Linked DNA regions of Homo sapiens: all the other regions are linked to region 2. Evidence: chromatin contacts called from ENCODE Hi-C or POLR2A ChIA-PET data. All regions are on one chromosome and are shown on one strand. The core of a region is the stretch at or near the end of the contact, and the rest is flanking DNA. Distances in the headings are between cores, read along the strand shown. Region 1 holds the start of PPAT (phosphoribosyl pyrophosphate amidotransferase). Region 2 holds the start of FRYL (FRY like transcription coactivator). Region 3 holds the start of CHIC2 (cysteine rich hydrophobic domain 2).

Region 1 (4,869 bases), core at 1,010-3,509, 7.7 Mb before region 2:
TCTGAATCTTTTTTGCTGAGTCTACAGCTTTTTTTTTTTTTTTTTTTTTTTTTTGAGACAGAGTCTCTCTCTGTCGCCAGGCTGGAGTGCAGTGGCGCGATCCCGGCTCACTGCAGCCTCTGACTCCCCGGTTCAAGTGATTCTCCTGCCTCAGGTTCCCGAGTAGCTAGGATTACAGGCATACGCCACCACGTCCAGCAAATTTTTGCATTTTTAGTAGAGCCGGGGTTTCACCATGTTGGTCAGGATGATCTCGATCTCCTGACCTCGTGATCCGCCCGCCTGGGACTCCCAAAGTGCTGGGGATTACAGGCGTGAGCCACAGCGCCCGGCCTGAGTCTACAGCTTTTTAAAATCTGAATTCAGTTACTTTCTATGTGGAAAAGAATGTACCCAGCAGCCACAAAAGCAATTTGCCTCACTATACATATAGCAACTGGGTGTGTGGAAAAAACCAGCATTTGTTTTTTTCCAGCATAAATAGCAAGAACAATCTTTCCTGATAGTGCAACTTTTTTGCCTAAAGGTTTTGGAGTTCTTCAAAGCCATCGTGGCATCAAAGACTACTGGAACGAACACACACACACACACACACACACACACACACACACACACACCATCATGGCATCAAAGACTACCTAAAAACAGCCCCCCTCCCCAGCCATCATGGAATCAGACTACTTCAACACGCGCGCGCACACACATACACACCCATGACATCAAAGACTACTTAAACACGCACACGCACGTACACACACCCCAAGCTATCGTGGCATCAAAGACTACTTCACGCGCGCGTGCACACACACACACACACCATGGCATCAAAGACTACTTACACACACGCCCCCTAGACAGGTTTTTCTTTTTCTTTTTTGAGACGGAGTCTCGCTTTGTCGCCCAGGCTGGAGTGCAATGGCGCGATCTCGGCTCACTGCAACCTCCGCCTCCGGGTTCAAGCGATTCTCCTACCTCAGCCTCCTGAGTAGCTGGGGATTACAGGCGCGCGCCACCACGTCCAGCTAATTTTTTGTATTTTTAGTAAGAGACGGGGTTTCGCCATGTTGGCCAGGCTGGTCTCGTACTACTGACCTCAGGTGATCCGCCCGCCTTGGCCTCCCAAAGTGCTGGGATTACAGGCGTGAGCCACCAGGCCCGGCCTCTAGACAGGTCTTTCAAAAGTTTCAATTATTAACCTTCTTAGAAAGGTCATTAACCTAACGGGCAAAGCAAGACTCAGGTTTTGACGAATCAAGACTGATTTGCTTGTATTTTGCAATAGCTATTGATTATAAATAATACTTCCAGGCACCTTTCCACCCCTTGGCCATTTCTCGTTCTCCTCTACTTTGCTCCTTCTCCCCATCCCCGAGGCAGTAAAGTTCGGGGAGGCCCGGGAGCGCCTGGGCCACGTGTGCGCCCGCGCGGCTGCCTAGAGGCGCTGCTGCAGGGAGGCGGGACAGAGTTTCGCGGCTCGCACGTGGCCGCGAGCTCACGGCCTGGGGGTCAGGGAGACCGTGAAGGGCCCGGATCCCTGTTACTCACCCTCAGCTGTCGCCATTATCCTAAGTGGGCTGAGGGCTGCGACCGCGCCGGGAAGCGAGGCAGAACTCTAGAAAAGAGGGGTGGTCAGAGAGCTTCGCTGGGCGGGGAAGGAGGCGGGGCCGCGCGACCCTGCGCCACTCTTTTCGAGCTCCGCTACAGCCGCCTAACCCGGAGGGGTATGGGCGGAGACTGAAACGCGGATATCGGACGAAACAACGCCCCACTGGCTTCCCGCCGCGCAGGCGCAGAGACGCGACCCCGCCTCCGGGCCGCCCCGCGCTGGCGCAGTGCCCGGACAGGCGAAAAGTGGCGCGCACTGGCGGCCCCTCCCCACTCTGCGGAAGCTCGCATACCCCGGCCCCTTCTCGGCTGCGGGAGCGACTCAGAAGTTGGAGCGTACCAAGTCTTGACGGCCTGGGGGAAGCATGCAGGGAAGGGCATATGAAGGCTAAATGCTCTGAAAGAGAAATGAGGTTAAGTCCGTTACTCCCATTACGCTACTGTTGGGTGCTGGAAAATAACGGAGATTTCCACGTGCAGCAAATACAGCTTTCCAGGCAGCTCTTAGGGGAAGGCTAGCTCCACCCTACAGCATCCGTGACCCCGCCCCTCAGCCGCGGGACCGCCCCTCCGCCCTCGCTCGTTGGTGGACTCGGAGGGGGAGGAGCAGGGCTGAGCTGGCCACGCCACCTAGGGACAGCGCGCGCCGCCGCAGTAGCTGGGGCCACCCTCGGGAAGGAAGAGCCTGTCGCGAGCGCGAGCTTCTGAGCTCGACGGGCCGAGCTGGCAGCTGGTTGGTGCTTACACCTTGGCCGCAGCGGCAGGTCCTTCCACGTGCTTTCGGCGGCGACATGGAGCTGGAGGAGTTGGGGATCCGAGAGGAATGTGGCGTGTTCGGGTGCATCGCCTCAGGAGAGTGGCCCACGCAGCTGGATGTACCGCATGTGATCACTCTGGGACTCGTGGGGCTGCAGCACCGGTGAGCAACAGGGTGGGGGTGGCGGGGGCGTGCGTCTCCATCTCTCGGAGCCGCTTCCCGCAGTCGGCGTTCTCATGAGCGCCCGAGGGCCCGGGAGGACCGACCTCTCCGACCTAAGCCAGTACCTGCCTGTGGCGTCGACCGGGTTGCCTAGGCGTGCACGAGGGGCACCTCGCTTCCATGAACTTTAGCCTGTCCTGCCCACCCTCCCAGCCACTTATGCCTTTTAGGGGCTCTCTCCCTCCCCGCCCCCCGGTGTGTGCACCCATCCAGAGGCTGGCCAGCTTGTAAACCGCCGGTTTGCTTGGTCTAGCTGGGTCAGGGCTCCTCCCCGACTGCAGGCGGGTTCTAGTCTCCCGGAGCCTGTGGCTGCTCCTGTAATAGGCTAGTGTGGCGTGGCGGCCAGTCCAGGTCCTTCAACACCTAAAGGTTTTCGCGCGGGGCCTCCAACCACCACAAGCTTTTGTTTGCAAGGGCAGAGCTATTGAGCAGATTATGGGTTTGAAAGTAGTTATCGCTATGGGAACTTGAGGATGCTAGACTTCAGACCCAGGGAAAGATGACTAGTTGATGTTGAGAATGACTACTGGTAGTAGATCTCACATAAATTAAATGGAAATAAGCCAACCATAGGGAACAGTGCATCTGGAAAAGATTCATTGGTAGACGTCTTGCCTAATGAATGAAAACGTTGGTAATAACATGACAAAAATTAACTCCCTTCTTCAAAAGGGGGACAGGGGAGTAGTGTCTCTATGCCAAGATCCATACACTTGATTTTGAAAAATTGGGAGATCCTTTCGAGTTAAAAAAAATTACTTTGCTTCGGTGATCTTTCCTTTTCTTACTACCTGACTTAACTGGAAGTTGATATAAATTATTACACTAGGATAAGAAAAACAAACCTGGGTTTGATATTCTTACTGAAAGTATTACAGTTTCCATAAGGCAATACAGTGGTAACAACTTACACTACAGTTAAGGAACTTGGCAATAACACGTAACAGCAAAATGGGTGCAACACGTATAAACGCATTCCAAAAGATTAGCTTTTCCTCCACCAAACTTAAATTAGAAGTATTTTTTGCTGTTTTCATTGTCCCAGGTACTTCAATTTCAGTTTCACATTTTGTGTGTTCCTTGTTTACTAAAGAGCTGAGAATGTGGGAAGCATCAAAAAGAATATTTTTAACTTGCGTAGCTCCAATCTTGGATAATTGTGGGTTGACCATAATAGATTTCTTGTTTTTTTTAAAAAAAGTTTATTGAGAAAATTAGTTACGTAATCCAAGGAGAAAGTAAACTCTTGATTATGTGGTAGTTGTGAGCAACATTAGTTTGTAACATTCTTAGAAACTATGGCCAGGCGCGGTGGCTCACGCCTGTAATCCCAGCACTTTGGGAGGCCGAGGCGGGCGGATCACGAGGTTAAGAGATCGAGACCATCCTGGCCAACATGGTGAAACCCCATCTCTGCTAAAAATACAATTAGCTGGGTGTGGTGATGCGCTCCTGTAGTCCTAGCTACTCCGGAGGCTGAGGCAGGAGAATCGCTTGAACCCGGGAGGCTTAGGTTCCAGAGAGCAGAGATCACGCCACTGCACTCCAGCCTGGGCGACAGAGCGAGACTCCGTCTCAAAAAAAAAAAAACAGTTGTTATTTTGGATACTCTGTCATGGGGGTGAGGGAGAATCTAGAGGTCTTTAGGGTTGCCTGGTGGTCTGTAGAAAATATGTATGAACTGTACTTCACTATATTTACTTTTTTTGCCAAAGTTATTCAAGAAATTTTCATCCCCCTTTCTCCTTCCCTTTAAATGTGTGCCTGAAGAAAAAGAGGCTTTTTTTTTTTTTTAACTTACATGTTAGCACTGGTTGGAGTTTTAGTACCCAGTTTAGGAAAATACTTGGTATTCATGGTTATAGGTTTTTTTTTTCTTTTTTTTTTTTTTTAATGAATACCATTTGATTCCTGGTTACATATATCTGTTTTCTATAGTTGCTTTTCTGTGAAAGAATTGTAAGATTAAATAATACCAGATAAGGGCAATAATGATGTGATTATGTGGTTTTGAGGAACAAATGTATTACTGAAAAACAATTTAACATTTCTCTTGTGTAGGCATAGAATCATTAAGGTGCACAAAGAGGGCTGGTTCTCACCCATAATCAATTCAAAATTTTACATGAGCTAAAGTGCTCATCCTTTGGGAGGACTGATTCTGCTTGGAAGAACAATGACACTCCCTTATGTCTTGGAAATACAATTATCTGCTGCTCGAAACTGATAGATAAGGGCCAGAATAAAACTAAGAACTTTTTCTTTTAGTTTAGTTTTATATATAT
Region 2 (4,898 bases), core at 1,618-4,117:
ATTTTTGTATTTTTAGTAAAGACGAGGTTTCACCATGTTGGCCAGGCTGGTCTTGAACTCCTGACCTGAGGTGATCTGCCTGCCTCGGCCTCACAAAGTGCTGAGATTACTGGCACGGTGTGAGCCATGGTGCCTGGAGGTATTTCACCATTTAAAAGACTTTAACAAACATCTATATACAATAATTTAAAAAGCTTTATTTACATTAGCACATTGGAGAAGGGTGTGTGTGTGTGTGTGTGTGTGTGTGTGTGTGTGTGTGACAGAGTGAGACTCTGTCGCCCAGGCTGGAGTACAGTGGTGCAATCTTGGCTCACTGCAACCTTCGCCTTTCGGGTTCAAGTGATTCTCCTGCCTCAGCCTCCCCAGTAGCTGGGATCACAGGCCTGTGACCATTCCCACCAGCTAATTTTTGTATTTTTTGCAGAGATGGGGTTTCGCCATGTTGCCCAGGCTGGTCTTGAACTCCTGGCCTCAAGTCATCCACCTGCCTTGGCCTCCCAAAGTGCTGGGATTACAGGCGTGAGCCACTGCACCCAGCCGAGAAATATTCTTTTTTTAAAGAGTGGGGATTGGGCTTAGAATGAGAAACTAAGGTAGAGAGATAAAGTCTCTCTGAATGAGAAAGTACAACTTGTAAAATTCTCCAGGGTTAGAACTGGGGCTGTGTTCATCAACACTGAACATTCTTAAGAATAACCTCTACGTTGTAAGCTCCAGGTTTGTAGATTTTTAAAATTCTTCTTTGCTGTGAAATGCCAGTAGGAGTATTAGTACCAGGAAGTTGCATGTGTGGGCTAAAAAGTGATAAATGATCCTATTGTGGGCAAATATGAAATATTTAGAGAAAAGAATAACACAAATTATACTTGAAAGGTGATAATCTCAGCATAGTTGGTTCAATGCAAGTAAGAGAATCTAGAGGTTACTGTAGACTGCCTTCTCTAGTTTATATGCCCAGTCTGCTAGTGCAGCAAAAGAGGGCAGTAACAAGCTGGATATCATAGGGCAGGTGTTTTAGAAAGAACCTGAAAACATCACTTAGACCTTGAACAAAAGCTGCAGGTGTGTACATGCCTGAAACACTGGATATCTTTATCTCCAGAAGATCATACTAGATATCAGTACATAGTATCTTCTTCTTCTTATATTCTAATGTAGAATATTAGAACCCAGAAGCAGTCTCAGAGTTTGAGAGTGGTAAGTGAGTAAACCAGAAGTATTAGTTTAGCTTGGCTGCAGTTTTATTATACAGTAAAATCAGAATAGGCTAAGCATAGGGATTTAGTTATAGGGACTTAATAGGGAGGATGTGTGTATCTGTGAAGGCCATATAAATGCAACCCAGATAGTTCATCGTCTCTTGCCCCCACTAGTGATACCTAAACCACCTTCCTGCAACGTTCCCTTTTGTTTCCTGCTCTTTCATATTTTCGGGAATCCTCATGAAATTTTTCACCTGTATTTGGGGAAAAGTCCTATGAACTACCAACTACTGATGTTTACTTACCCTTCTCTGTCATCATCAAGCCCCTTTTCTAGGGTACTGCTGAGCACTGACACTTCCTTGGCACCATTAGATTATACTGGGGTATCACTGCAAATGTACTAAAGCCCCCGGGGTACACAGTCTTCAAGGTTCATCGGCAAAGAGGGAGAGAACACATAACCATTTTCCCCTAACATTCTTAGATGGGTACCGAAGCTGTACCTGTACTCAATTTTAGTGGAAATAAACCTTTTAGTTCTTACAGCTCCAGTGGGAAACTGGGGAAACTCTAAAGCAGACCCCGCACTAGGCTTCCCCATAATTTCTTCTCTTTTCAATGCGTGAGGTTCTGCTCCATGGTCAAGCTTCTGGTATCAGATTCCCTCTTTCCCTTAGACAGACTCGTTTTCTCCTGAGAGGCATCTCAGTTGTTCAAGTGACCTGGGGTGTTTTTCCTACAGTTCTAGCAAGGGGGAACGAAGTCCTACACTTTGAGGATGGCATAAGGGTACCATCTACTTAATTTTTTCAAAAAAGTAACAGGTCTCGTGGAAACGCGGGAACGTCACAGAGGACGTGACTTAAACGGAACTTGTAATGGAAATGATTTTCTAAATGAACAATTGCGAGACAAGCAAGGAAACCTCCAGGTTTGCAGATAACTTGATTAAAGCTCTTCCGGGTGGCAAAATGCCAGTGCAATCAATGGTATGAGTAGGGCGGACAGTGGATGAAACTTGTTGAGTAAATCTCAGGAGGAATTAGCACTGGACTTTCAGGTATTCTAACTCAATTCTAACCATTCCATTCTCTGGATCATTGGATAAGGTTCCGCAGGATCCGGGCGCCAGCTCTGGATACATTACTGATCGGGAGAAAATTTTGAATTTTTCTCTTGTCCCTTTCCAGCTTTCCTCAATATAGGATATGAGTTTGTCCTCGACCCCTAACAACATTTAAAGGTAAAGTCGCTCCTAGAAGGCAAAGCGGAGAGGACTTTGCGGCTGTGTTTCTCAAGCCCGTAAAGAGAGAGTAATAATGGTAGGGAGCGTGCAGACTAGCTCTTTCCTTGCCCAATCAAGTGTACAGGAAGATGTCCTTTCACCAATAAAAATAAAGTTCGCTTTCCGGAGGCGGGAGGGTGAGCCTTGACTGCCAGGGCTCCAAAGCAACGTTAGAGGCGAGGGCAGAGAATGATTAGAGGGAAGACCAACCCGGGAAAAGGGGCGGGGAGAAGGTAGGAGCAACTTTGAGCGGCGGCTGGCCAGGCCAGTGGAGGGCGAGGACTGCTGTTCCTGTTGTAGTGTTTCTCGCCAATCAGGAAGGCCAGGGGGCGGGCGGGGTAGGGAAGGGGTGGGAAGACCTCGCAGCACAGCCGGGCGCCCGTCGGGCTCTGGGAGAGAGCGAGAGAGAAATCCGGTTAAAATCAGAGTCGGAGGGAGGTTTAACCACAGATCGGTTCCGATCGGATTATTCCTTAAAGGGGACGCGCCATTGTCAAGAGAACGGAGCCAGGGGCCCGAGGGCGGGGACCGGCGGCGCTGGAGGAGCGAGGCAGCTGTACTAGGACTGGGAACGGGTAGGTGTTGACTGGGGAAAGGCGCTTCATTTTACTTTCTCTTCCAGCCCCGGGGCAGGCGCCGGGATGCCCGCCGCCGGCAGCCCAGCCTGGGCGGGAGACGAGGTCGTCGGCCCTCGCCAGCTGTCCTTCCTGGTGGGCGCCGAGGGAAGGCGGTCCAGGATGGCTGGCAAGCGGCGCGGCGCGGCCCGGGCCGGCGCTCGTAACGGACACCAAACCGCGGCGCAACCCCAGCCTCAACCGAAAGCCCGCCCGAGCTCCGGCGGTTCCGCCGGCAGCGCCGCGCGCCCGTCTCTCCCGCACGTCCCCTTCCCCTCCAGTGCCTGGCTCTTCTCGCGCGCGCCCGGGTACCCCTCGCGCGCCGCCTTCTCGCGCGTCCTGCTCTGGTCGCGCGCCGCCTCGCCACCGACTCGCGGGAGCCGCCCCGCGGGAAGGAAGGCGGTGGCAGAGGTGGAGGAAGACCGGCGACCACGGCTCCGCCGCCTCGGCTGGGAAGGGAGGGCTGAGGAGCAAACTTAGCGCGGCGGCTGGCGGGCCCCGGCGGGCAGGGCTGGCGGGGACCGGCGGAGCGCGCCAGCCCAGCCGGGCATTGTCCGCCTTTTCCCTTGCTCTGGTCTCTCCGCCCACTGCTCGCGGTCCTGGGGAGGGGTGCGGGCGCTGTGCCCGCGCAGCCCCGGGCCGTTGGCGTACCCCGGGACCCGGAGTCTTCCGGAGCCGGAGCCAGCCCTGCGGACACCGCGGCCACCGCCCGCGAGCTGACTCGGCCTGTAGATTGCCTGCTGCTCTCAGCCTCGGCACCGGGCAGGGTGCCTGGGCGCTGAGCTCTTCTTTGCAACTTTTATTTGCCGTTTGATGGAAGTTGTTGCTTCCGGGCGGCAGGTTCTTTGGGCACAGCCTGGTTTCCTGCGTTCTGGAGAGGCTGGTTTCTAGGGCGAAATGATTTATTGCTGCCGGTCTTTCCTGCCATCCTAGTTTAGTTCCTCGCCACCTAAAATCGCATTTTTGTGGATTTGCAATGATATGGGAGCATTAATCTTTCCTAGGCCAAGATTTGAAAAGAAAAAAAAGGGGGTGGGGGTTAGGGTGTGTGCTGGTGAGGAGCAAGAGTTCTTAGTAGAGCTGAGTTTGCCCTTACCTTTGAACTGCGGAAAATATTACTTCGATTCACTGGCTGGGGTTCTTTTGGAAGGGTAGGGGAAAAAAGACACAGCAAGACAGGTTGCCAGGGTCTGTCGGATTGGGGGGGAAAAAGGGTTTTGATGGAAGTAAAGTTGGTTTTATAAAATGCTGTGCTGCCTAGGAGATATCGTCTGTAAAGTTGATTCTGCTACTGAATTTACAGCCATTATAATTAGTACCAACAGCTTTTACTATTGATAAAAACTAGTATAAGACGTCTTTTCATCTTGAGCATTATCACTCTGCTTAATCTGTCAATACTTGCCGAGGAAATCAGAGATAGCACATTCCTTGTTAGAGGCCTTAGTGAAGAATGTTTTCATAAGCATTCATTTTTGACAGTTTCTTCTTGTGCAATACTTTATGTAGAGTACTTGCATGTGCAAGTTACAACCGTATAAACAAAGTAGCAGTGGGTGTGTTATTCTCTGGTCTTTTTTCTGCTACTCATTATCAAAAATAGCATTCCATCGTGTCTTGTCTTCCACTCTGAATTATTTTGTAAAATTAGTTCTCTAAAAGAGGGAATTCTGTTGGAACATGTGACCCAGTTTTTTTTTTTTTTATTAAAGCAGTCCAACTTTTTAAAGCGTTCATCGATTAATTTATTGTCTAGTAACTTCGGAGTGGTGTGGAACATTGTAAATTCAC
Region 3 (4,512 bases), core at 27-2,526, 5.3 Mb before region 2:
CCACACTCATTTCCTTCAGTTGTTTCCAAAAGGAGGTTGGCATCTCTCACTGTCCTCATTGACCTCCTTTGCACTTTCTCCACGTCAACAGTGACCCATCTAAAGCCGACTACTGTGACATGAACACTGCACTTGAAGAGCCTGACCAGCGCTGGGCTCAGTAGAACTATCCTTTCTTCTCCCATGGTGTATCCTCACTGTCCAGGACTCTCTTCTCAGAAGCCCACTCCTTCCCCTGTGCTGTTTATATGCTTAATGAAACCAAGTACCCAAAGTGACCGTTCAACTGTTACTAGGCAGCTAAGTAGACTCCATTAAACCTTTTCCTTCCTTCCTCCCCTTCTTTCTTTCTCTCCCATTCTTCTTTCATTCTTCTCGTCCTTCCTTCTATCCTTTCTTCCTTCCTGCCTCCTTTTCTTCCTCTCCTCTGCCCTTTCTTTCAGGTCTTTTTTGTGGTAGGAACTGGTAAGAAAAGGAAAGGAATTCCCTAAGATTTTAAGGAAACAACAACAAAAACCAGGTTATGTTTGGTGAGAGAGTTGGGGCAAGAAACTGCATCTTCTAATATGGAATCCAGGTAATTTATCAGTTTTTTTTCATAGCATGACTACGGTGAGATTTCTTGTAAGAAAAAAAAAAAAATACCAGCATCGCTGGCCTCATATATTGGATTATACTTAAGGGGATCAAGGGATAAGATGTTTGAATTTGGAGATGTCTTGAAAAATCCTGTGGTGAGCACAAATGTTTGCAGTGTCTCTGCTGGACTCCTCAAATTGGGAAAAAAGAGACTCTGGTTCTCATCATAGACTCAAAACCTGAGGAAAAGCGAGATGCGATTATTAGATAAACTGGCAATGACACGCACAAAAATGTGTCTATTCCAGCCAGGGCTTTTCTTTTCAGTTGTTTGTTTTGGTTAGAGATGACTTTGGGGAACTGCATGTCCCACTGGACATTCCAAGCTGCGTTGTCGGAGTCGCGGGTCGCGGCCTCCAGTCAGCGGAGCCGCCGCCCCCAGGGTCCGCCACCCAGAAGTCGGCGGAGGGGGGCCCGCCGGCGGGAGCGCGCGCCCCGGTCGCCGTCTGCGGGTAGAAGCAGAGGAAAGACGGTGGCCTGGGAGCGCGCGAGGCCGCACGTGCGCGCGCCCGCCCGCCCGCCAGCCAGTCCGCTCGCCCACGCGCCCACGCACGCGCCCGCCCGCCCGTTGGCCCGGGAAGTCTCGCGATGCCGTAGCCGGCTGCTCCCGCTGCGGGTGGCTCGGGCTGTTGCTGTGGTTTCCTGAGTTGCTGCTGCTGCGGCGGCGGCAGCGGCGTCTGTGCTTGTGGAGGTGTCGGCCTCTGGGCGGATGTTGACATTGTGTTGTTGTTATTGCTGATGGTAATGGCGGCGGCGGTGGCGGCGACGGTCCAGACCCCATCCCCTCTGTAGCCGGAGCCGAGACAGCCGACAGCGAACTCCGCGGCCTCGGAGCCGGCGGCAGCGGCGACTCCCCTCAGCCTCCGCCGCCTCGCCCGCCGGTACCCCGGCGCCAACCCCGGGAGTCAGGCCCTTTGGGCAGGGGAGCTCGGAGGCTCAGGATGGCGGATTTCGACGAAATCTATGAGGAAGAGGAGGACGAGGAGCGGGCCCTGGAGGAGCAGCTGCTCAAGTACTCGCCGGACCCGGTGGTCGTCCGCGGCTCCGGTCACGTCACCGTGTAAGGCCCGGAGGAGGGCGAGGGCGGGAGGTGCGGGCTGGGGTGGGCCCCGTTACTCCACGGGAGCCCCGTTTCCCCTGTGTCCGTCTGGTGTCGGGGGCCTTCCGAAAGAGTAGGCAACCAGGAAGTGAGAACTTGGCTTATTTTCATTTGTTTGGGTCTCCGAAGTGGGGACGGACGCTGTCCTTCCTCCTCCACACACCCCTTTAGCAGGCCCTACAGGCCCGGGCGATGTGACGATCCCAGTAGGCACGGGTTTTCATTAGGGTCTGCCCTGCGGGCCACCCTTCCTCTTCAGGGTGGAAGTACGTGTATTGACAGGGAGCCTCCTTGTTTTCTCGCCCAGTTACCCTGTGGTTGTCTGTGCCTTTGCACCCAGTGACATGGCTCAGAGGCCAGATCTGGGCCGTGTGAGACCCCAGTGACAATTGGCAGCGAAGCTCCGTTTCGTGTCTATTTCACACATACCCACAGGTCTCCCAGTTTTTCCACTAATTTCCGCAGAACTAATGCAAGTTCTTGTAATTGTACGTGATAAAAATATATAGTTGAACACAAATTTAAGATATACAGAAAGAAATATGTTTACAACAACAACAACAACAACTACGTGAGGGACATACACTCTGCTCAGGTTACTGAGGGAAAATTGTAGTCCTGAAGCTCCTCCTTGGGGCACGAACTTGGGGCTTGTTAATTTGGAAAGTCCCACTAGTAACATTAAAAGTCTGATATTAATAAGGAATGAAAGCTTTCGGAAAGACCATGACAAAGGAATGTGAAGCCTTGAACCAAATAATGAGCTGTCCGGAAGCAGGAAGTTTTGTAATGTTTCACTATGAAGTCCACAGTTTTGTACCACTTGATGTATTACATTGATACTCTCTCATTTTAGATCTCTTGTTCAAATAATAGATCAGACTTCCATACTTGTCAGGTATCTCTGTACTTCTTCACCTTTTCAGTGAAACAAAAGAGCCAGCAAGTCTGAGAATGTCTGGAATAGTCTTCATTATATTTTGGTGAAGAGTGAGTGGGATGTGCTGTGAATAACTTAGGGAAACAGTAAGACTTCTCATATAAGTTTGTCAGCAAAATAATTGCATTTCTCGTATGACCAGCCATATTGTTGTTTGAGTATGCTTATGTAATGCTTTAATTTCTTTAGTACCTGTTAGTTTATGTTCAGGTGACTTAACAGGGTAAAAACACTGCATAATTGCCATCACAGCACCATGACAAGACAGTGGAATTTAATTCACCACAATAATACTTTCTAAGTGTTGTCACCAGCTTAAGAAGTATAACCAAATATCATGGATATTAAACTTTTAACATATATCACAGAATTCATAACCTGCCATTTGATTTTATTTTGACTTTTAGGACCTTTTTGCACTGTTTTAAGCCTAAGGAGTATGTGGATGCTTAAAGAAGTGATTTCCAAACTTTGTCATGCCATCTATCCCTCCTTCTACATTCCTCATGTCAAAGAAAAGCTAGAGAATTTTGTCATTTAAAAAGGCGACGCTGTAGTTGTAATGTTTCCTCTGTTAAGGAGAAGAAAAGCTAAGCACTTTGTTGGGCAAGTGGAAAATGCAATAGTGGGCAAAGTGCTCAGAACCTAGGTAATCAGTAAACTTGATTGTAGTTGGCTACGTGGAGAGGTTAATAGGGTAGAAAATAATTATTAGTGGTTTTCAAACTTAGCTGTCCATTAGAATCCTGGGTGTCTTTAAAAAAAGACCATTGTCTTTGCTCCACCCCAGGCCAGTTGAAGGCCAAATACTAAGTGAGGGTCCTAGGAGTGGACAGTTAAAATAATAAATAAATAAATAAATAAATAAATAAAATCTCACAGGTGATTCTAATGTGTAGCCAAGATTGAAAACTATTCCAGGTTATAGGGAGGGACTATCTATCATCAATAAACAGTATGCCTTTCTACATTGTGAGTTAAATCTCTGATTTTCCTCAGCAACTTCCTTCTTCTCCCATTTATCTTGGTTCTAGGCTCTGGGTTAAAATCTATCTCAGCTACTTCCTGGATAAATTGTTTATTCATGACCTTTAGTTGAGATGGGGATAGTTATAGTCGATACCTTTTAAGATTATTAAGGATTAAATGAGATAGTACATGAAAAGAATTTATTGCACTGTGTGGTACTATGTTCAATAGATACTAGTTTTTATTATTCTCCTCCTCAGATATAGTTTTCCACTTTGAGAAACAGGTGTAAAACAAAGTACTAAAAAATTAGAACTGCCATTATCAAACATAACAATGATTCACCTTAGTCTTATTTTTCCATTTCTAAGCAATGTGTATGTGCTTAAATTACTGTGTTTGAAGTATTTTGATGACAATAAGGATCTTTCTGCATTGAAAACTTAACCTGTTTTGTGGCGACATAGGTAATAATAGAAAACTTTTTTTTTTAACATGGCTCTGTCATGCATAATTCCCAGGCACACTAGCACACCATGCCAGTGGGTAGCCCAGTTAACATCTATAAAGGTTTTTAGAATTGGTGCATATGTATTACTATAACTGTTGAGCACATTCAATTTTTCTTGCTTTAAATATAAATGGGAAGAGCTATTAGAACAGTTGTAGTAAGACTGGCTAAATTTAACACCCCCTCCTCCACCTTTTTTTTTTATTAGGTGCTGATCAGAGCAGTCTTCCCTTACCAATTTGAAAGTAATTGACCATGTAAACTGAATCATCTGTAGTCTAGATCAGTCTAGAAGGATATAGATCAATCCATATGTTTTTCACAGATGTAACTTTTGAGTAGCCCTTTACAATT

What was found. Hi-C counts contacts between places; a loop is a spot of excess contacts on that map. ChIA-PET counts read pairs that join two places held with the same protein, here RNA polymerase II (POLR2A). Pooled maps may share reads with other maps.
Region 1: a map of naive thymus-derived CD4-positive, alpha-beta T cell shows a loop between it and region 2 (31-fold over the local background). The contact joins the promoter of PPAT here to the promoter of FRYL in region 2. A Hi-C loop is called at or near these places in 1 of 168 maps with a recorded cell type or tissue (naive thymus-derived CD4-positive, alpha-beta T cell) and 6 of 50 pooled maps. POLR2A ChIA-PET finds 5 or more read pairs at or near these places in 1 of 52 experiments (T-cell).
Region 3: a loop to region 2 is called in a map of B cell, with 17 times the contacts of the local background. The contact joins the promoter of CHIC2 here to the promoter of FRYL in region 2. A Hi-C loop is called at or near these places in 2 of 168 maps with a recorded cell type or tissue (B cell and CD4-positive, alpha-beta T cell) and 6 of 50 pooled maps.

The regions. Positions count from the first base shown.
Region 1 is chr4:56,433,005-56,437,873 of GRCh38, reverse strand. It overlaps PPAT (phosphoribosyl pyrophosphate amidotransferase), which reads left to right and starts at 2,259. Exons shown (of 11, transcript NM_002703.5): 1 at 2,259-2,524. The coding sequence starts at 2,397. PAICS (phosphoribosylaminoimidazole carboxylase and phosphoribosylaminoimidazolesuccinocarboxamide synthase) reads right to left here and starts at 1,614. Exons shown (of 9, transcript NM_001079524.2): 1 at 1,546-1,614. The coding sequence starts at 1,561. RefSeq lists enhancers at 644-1,527, 2,375-2,554 and silencers at 1,655-1,944, 2,085-2,284.
Region 2 is chr4:48,778,248-48,783,145 of GRCh38, reverse strand. FRYL (FRY like transcription coactivator) reads left to right here and starts at 2,867. Exons shown (of 64, transcript NM_015030.2): 1 at 2,867-3,068. RefSeq lists silencers at 2,822-2,931, 3,022-3,901.
Region 3 is chr4:54,061,369-54,065,880 of GRCh38, reverse strand. It overlaps CHIC2 (cysteine rich hydrophobic domain 2), which reads left to right and starts at 1,276. Exons shown (of 6, transcript NM_012110.4): 1 at 1,276-1,699. The coding sequence starts at 1,581. RefSeq lists silencers at 969-1,208, 1,439-1,568 and an enhancer at 1,368-1,868.